Regions from separate parts of the Homo sapiens genome. Here region 1 is linked to region 2. The links are chromatin loops, found by intact Hi-C in ENCODE. Cell type or tissue: ascending aorta. All regions are shown on one strand. Links, peaks and the distances in the headings refer to the core of each region. The heading gives the core; the rest is flanking DNA. Region 1 overlaps LPAR1 (lysophosphatidic acid receptor 1). Region 2 has its middle 13 kb from the start of MUSK.

Evidence for each region. Hi-C counts contacts between places; a loop is a spot of excess contacts. Peaks named below come from ENCODE experiments on the same cell type or tissue, not always from the same donor. Only the 100,000 strongest peaks of a DNase experiment are listed, where the experiment ranks them.
Region 1: a loop joins it to region 2, with 5 times the contacts of the local background. A loop is called at or near these places in 2 of 110 quality-filtered maps.

What each region holds. Positions count from the first base shown.
Region 1 is chr9:110,896,307-110,899,232 of GRCh38, forward strand. All of the region lies in intron 5 of LPAR1 (lysophosphatidic acid receptor 1), which reads right to left. Among named protein-coding and RNA genes, the nearest start is that of LPAR1, 140 kb to the right of the region's middle. In ascending aorta, for the core only: no CTCF peak of the experiment used is centred there; a DNase peak (open chromatin) is centred at 1,796; H3K27ac peaks cover 2,500 bases.
Region 2 is chr9:110,654,606-110,657,531 of GRCh38, forward strand. No RefSeq gene overlaps it. Among named protein-coding and RNA genes, the nearest start is that of MUSK, 13 kb to the right of the region's middle. In ascending aorta, for the core only: no CTCF peak of the experiment used is centred there; a DNase peak (open chromatin) is centred at 1,396; H3K4me3 peaks cover 453 bases; H3K27ac peaks cover 2,055 bases.

The sequences.
Region 1 (2,926 bases), core at 271-2,770, 240 kb after region 2:
ATTTGTGGCCTTTTGATTTTTAACTATGTAAAGTTTTGAGGTGCAATTACATCTTTTAAATGCATTTATATGTTATCTCTTTATGATGCCTAATTAAATTTATCAGGGGCAACCCACACTTGAAACATTTAAAAGGCAACTCAGAATGTTTTTTATTTGCTTAGTCTGATTGTTACTGAATTACACCTTATTTTGTGTTTTGCACTTAAGTATTTGATTTTTAAGACATTCCCCATTGTACTACTCCATGGTATGATCTAGAAAGTAACCCTACACTTAAGTAGGCAAGAAAAACAAAGGAAAGGATCCACAAGAATAGTACACTAAGGATTACCCATAGTGAGGTTACTAGATTGAAGACTAGGATTTAAGCACCGTATGAACTTGTAATAAACACATAATACACTGAAGCATGACTTAAAATTTGGGAGGGGGTGAGTTAAGTGACTTGTATTTGAATATGCAACTATTTAGTGAAATCTTTTTTTTTTTTTTTTTTGAGATGGAGTCTTGCTCTGTTGCCCAGGCTGGAGTGCAGTGGCGTGATCTCAGCTCACTGCAAGCTCCGCCTCCCAGGTTCATGCCATTCTCCTGCCTCAGCCTCCCGAGTAGCTGGGACTACAGGCGCCTGCCACCACGCCTGGCTAATTTTTTGTATTTTTAGTAGAGATGGGGTTTCACCGTGTTAGCCAGGATGGTCTCGATCTCCTGACCTCATGATCTGCCCACCTCGGCCTCCCAAAGTGCTGAGATTACAGGCGTGATTTAGTGAACTCTTTAATCAGACAGAGAATTTTATTTTCCTGAATCCTGCCTTCCTACCTGACATAGTTTGGCTCTATGTTCCCATCTAAATCTCATCTTGCAGCTCCCATAATTCCCATGTGTTGCGGAAGGGACCCCATGGGAGATGACTGAATCATGGGGGAGGGTCTTGCCCGTGCTGTTCTCATGATAGCAAATGGGTCTCATGAGATCTGATTTAAAAACAGGAGTTTCTCTGCACAAGCTCTCTCTTTGCCTGCCGCCATCCATGTAAGATGTGACTTGCTCCTCCTTGCCTTCCTCCACGATTGTGTGGCCTCCCAGCCATGTTGAACCATAAGTCCAATAAACCTCTTTCTTTTGTAAATTGCTCAGTCTCGGGTATGTCTTTATCAGCAGTGTGAAAACAAACTAATACAGTACCTTTCAACCCCCTTAGCATGCTGGAAAAGTTCTTATGCATCAGAACTACAAACACATCTTATAGGGAGAAACTTTTGCATCCATTCATCTGTTTATCTGAATGTGGAACAGCATTTGGCTTCCTCTTCCATAAGTTAGAGGCATCTGTGTTCTTCAAATCATAGCATCCTTACTAAGCTCCATCACTCTGTCTTTGAAGATAAAACAACATAAGGTAAAAGGAAAAAGACAACTGGAGAACTAATTCTAGAAAGATAGGGAGAAACATTGAAAAGTAGAAAAAAATAACTAGATATAGACTAAAATAAGGCCTTTGATTTTTTTTTTTAATGAGCAGATATCTATACTACTGTTGTCAAGGATCATTGTCTCTGCATCACTTTGTATTGTTGAATTTTCATTATCTGGGGATTATTTCACAAGGGATACATAAAATCCTCAAACACAGAATTTCTGGAGGAAGGAAGAAAATATTTAATAGCAAAAACAGTGAGCTCAAGAAACCCTAGTAATTAGAATCATAGTCTTGACAAGTCAGATTTTCACTGGTCTTCAGATACGTATTTCAAGAGCTGAGAAAACTAGTGACTCATTTCTGTGACATTGGTGCCTCTGGGAATCCAGTGAAAGCCATGGCTCTATCCTGAAGGGTAAAAAGGACCTTAAAACAACACAATGCTTACAATTCCAAGCAATACAAACCAATATTTCTGGACCAAGTTATTTTTTCCAGTGCTAGTTTTGCTTTTAGAAATTTAAAAAATATGTGTCTGTTGGACTTTTCCCAGTAGCTTTGGAATTACAAAACTATTTTATCAGAGAATTAATATAACTTGGCACTTTTATTCATCTACATATGAAGTAAAAACTTTTTTATGTAGATTACCGTGTGCAAAGAAACATGAATTTAAATCTAACTTTTGTACTAGTATTGTAGTGACAGCTTCCATCCACCTACCCATCCTTTTCTCCAGACAGAAATAGTCTACAGAGAGTCAGTATGAAACTATAAGAACGCTATATTTAGAGTGGGAGAACCGGATTTAAAATGTTTCAAAAGTTGCAAGGCCCTCAAGGGTCATCGGGTTTACAGCACACGTTCACGAGATGAAGACAGCTATGTTTAAAAGCAAGCCTCCAATATTGTCCTTTCCACAAAACATGCAACGGTTTGATCTTTTGACTAGCACCAACTTCTCTAGGCCTCAAATTCCTCATCTACAAAATGAAGGAGATCACTTACAGCCTGAGAAATCTCTGGCTAACTAAACTAGAATTTTTAATTTGCTCCTTTTCTGTAGCAGTGAATTCTTATTTTTGCTGTAAGATGCAGTATTCATAAAATCAGGCCTTTCACGTAATGTGTGTCACCTTAACTCCAAAACATCCTATGAGTGTTTTCACTGCATTCGTGCAAAGAAAAAAAATGAGATAATTCCTTGTAGTTGTAACCATCATATAAAGTAACAGATTTTGATAAATACCAAAAACCTGATAATCCCCTTAGGTTCCTTGGACAAACATCGGCTAATTCTTTTTTAAAAATACAACACAAATTATTCCATTACACAAATGATTGCTCTGGAGAATTAATGTTAAGAATGGAATGTTAAGAATGGAAATACTGGCTACATTTTGTTACACATCAAGAATCAGAATATAGGATATTTAGGATGAGTTCTCTTCTTCACACTGTGAAATCATTAGGAAGCTTCAATTTACTATGAAATTTCTAGGT
Region 2 (2,926 bases), core at 240-2,739:
GAAAAATAGAATGTACTAAAAAGGTGGGATTTGAATATCCCATCAATGGGGATGAACATTATAAAATATTACTCAATACATGGTATTGGAACAATTGATACTTTTAAAAAATGATGTCATGTTTCAAACTTTCATCATATGCTAAAAAATCAATTGAAACAATTAATGTAGATATAACAAACTTTTAGATGGTCTAGAAGAAGATATAGGTGATTATCTTTTCTTGAGATCCAGAGACCTTTTATGAACATATAAGCAGAGGCTAGCGAGAGGGCATACAGAAAATCTCTGGTAAATTAGGCTTCATAAAAGTTAAAATCTTCCTTCTTTCAATCATAAAAAGCAAATGGAACAAATGAGGAAAAGGTAGGCAGTGTATGTAATACTAAAAGTTCTTAATATATAGTGATTTTATAAATTAAATAAGAAAAAGCTATTCTAGGTGAAAAATGACTAAGAACAAAATCACACAATTTGAAAAAGAAGTATTAATGGTGAATATGCATACTACAAAAGGTTAAATCTGACACTAACACAAAATAACACAAGATAATTTTTTTCCTGTCAATTTATCATAGTTCAAAAATAACAATGTCATGATATAATGTACATTGTTGAAAATATCTGAAAGGAAATTTGGAAACACAGATCAAGAAACTCATAAATATTCACAGACTTTGATTCAGTAACTCCATTTCTATTTTCACCTGAATGCCATAGTTTGAGGATTGCATATGAAAAGAATGGATGAGATGTTGACATTTTCTTCCTAATGATTAGAAATTGGAAGTAACTAAAGTAGGTGATTACACAGATTAGAGTATACCTATATATTGGAAGAAAATGTATAATAACCAATTATAGTAAAATGTATAAAAATGTGCAATGTACATAAAATCCCATTTAACACATTTTCTATGTATATATGTAATATGAAAGAAGATGAGAAATAAATGCACAAACATGGTAATAATATTTGTTTCCTAAGTCTTGGCACTACTGAGAAATGATCGTTGTTTTTGTTTTTGTTGTTCTTAACCTTTTATGGTTCTTTTCTTCTTATTATTTTACAATAAACAACTGTAATCAGAAAAATATTTTTTAAAAAGAAAATGTGAGGGAACAAATAGTGCCTAAAAATCATATCAGTTTATTGCAGTCCCCAAGTATTTCCTAATCTGGAAAGATACAACCAACAACTGTTTCATTAGGCTATTGCCAAAGAAACATCTAAAAGTTACTTCACTGATGAAGACAGAAAACCACAGAAAATTTCTTCCTGGGTACATATTGTAATAACACATAAAAGCCTGTGTAAATCACAGCTCAAAATTACCAGGACTTTCCCTAGTCAACACAGTTCAATCCAGCCACTGCCCTGGGCTAACTTAGAGGAACCTCTAGTCTGGTCCGTAAGCCACACACCCAGGCTTTGAGAAAGGGCCAGAAACATAGCTGGTTTGCTTTCCTAATCCTGGTGATGACCAGGACGTTATAAAAATAAGTTTTATCTCTGGGTGTATATTTTTATTAAATTAAATCTCCTGAGAGCATCAGAGTTATGCATAGACCATATTTATTAATCTTGCATCAGCTCTAAGTGATTGTTTTAAAAATAGGCTATGAATAAATTGACACGTCATACTGATTCAGTCGTGCAGCATAGTTTTCCTAGCATAATTTGGTGCTGCTGAGCTTCTGGGGGACTACCCTGAAGGATTCTCTTTCCTGAGGTGATATATTTTGCAAAAGGGGAAAATTATTTTCCAGGTAGCCATGACATTAGCATTACACATTTCTGAGCCTTTATTTAGCCAGTATCGTCACTACAACTGTACTGCACTATTTATAGATGATGCTAGAAGATTCCGTTATTGTATTCAATCACACACAGAACCATTTTCATACTGCATGTGCCACTAGTAATTGTTGCTAGTTAAGGAGTAGGGAGAGTTGATTGTATTCATTTTCTTATCTTTCAATAACCTGGCAAGAAAGAGGAATAGAAATTTTGGGAAGAAATTTGCAAAGCTACTTTAAATATAGCGTTAGTAGTTTGAATACATTATGCTTTCATTTTCTGAAATAGGGATTCTGTAAGTGAAATTAAATCAAACTGAAATTAATAGATGCAGAGCTCTCCTAAGGACTTGTCATGTGAAATGTTGTCTATAACCCTTTTTTTTTGTGCTCATATCAACCCTTAAGTCTGCAATACGAATTACTGCTGTTAAGGTCACTATCTGGCCAAATCAGATGGATACTTCCCATATCTAGACCCCCTCACCCTCTCAGCAGCATTTAACCAATTTGATCTCTCTCTCTTTGGGAACTTCCTTCCCCTTCTTCTCACAAGAATGCACACACCTGGATTCCTCCAACTTCTCTGGCGATAGTTTCTTACTCTCTTTTGTTTTACTAACTTGCTCTTCTTCCTCAATACAGCCTCTATGGGTTGGTATTACTAAGGTAAAATCCTGGGCCCTTATTTTTGCTCCACCTATTTCATGACCACATGCTACCCCATGGTTAAACATCAACCTGCTGTAAACTCCCAAATTTATATTCAAGCCCAAACTTCTTTTCTGAGGTCCAGATGTAAACCTGACCTGCTTACTAGACATTTTGATTCAGATATCACAGAGGTATTCCAAACTTAACGTCTAAATTCAAAATCATGATTAAGAAACTTTTCCTCTTTAAGCTTTTTCTTTTCCAATTTTCTGCCTGTTAGATCACACCACACTGATTGTTATTTAGTCCAAAAATCTGGGCATCATTTTAATTCCTCTTTCCATCTCAACTAATCCCAACCTTCTAACATCCCAGATGGAAGCAGCAGTCTTTTTATAACTTAATCTCAGTAGCAACACATCAATACTTCTTCTGTATTCTATTCATTAGACATGAGTCCTCAAGTCCAGTC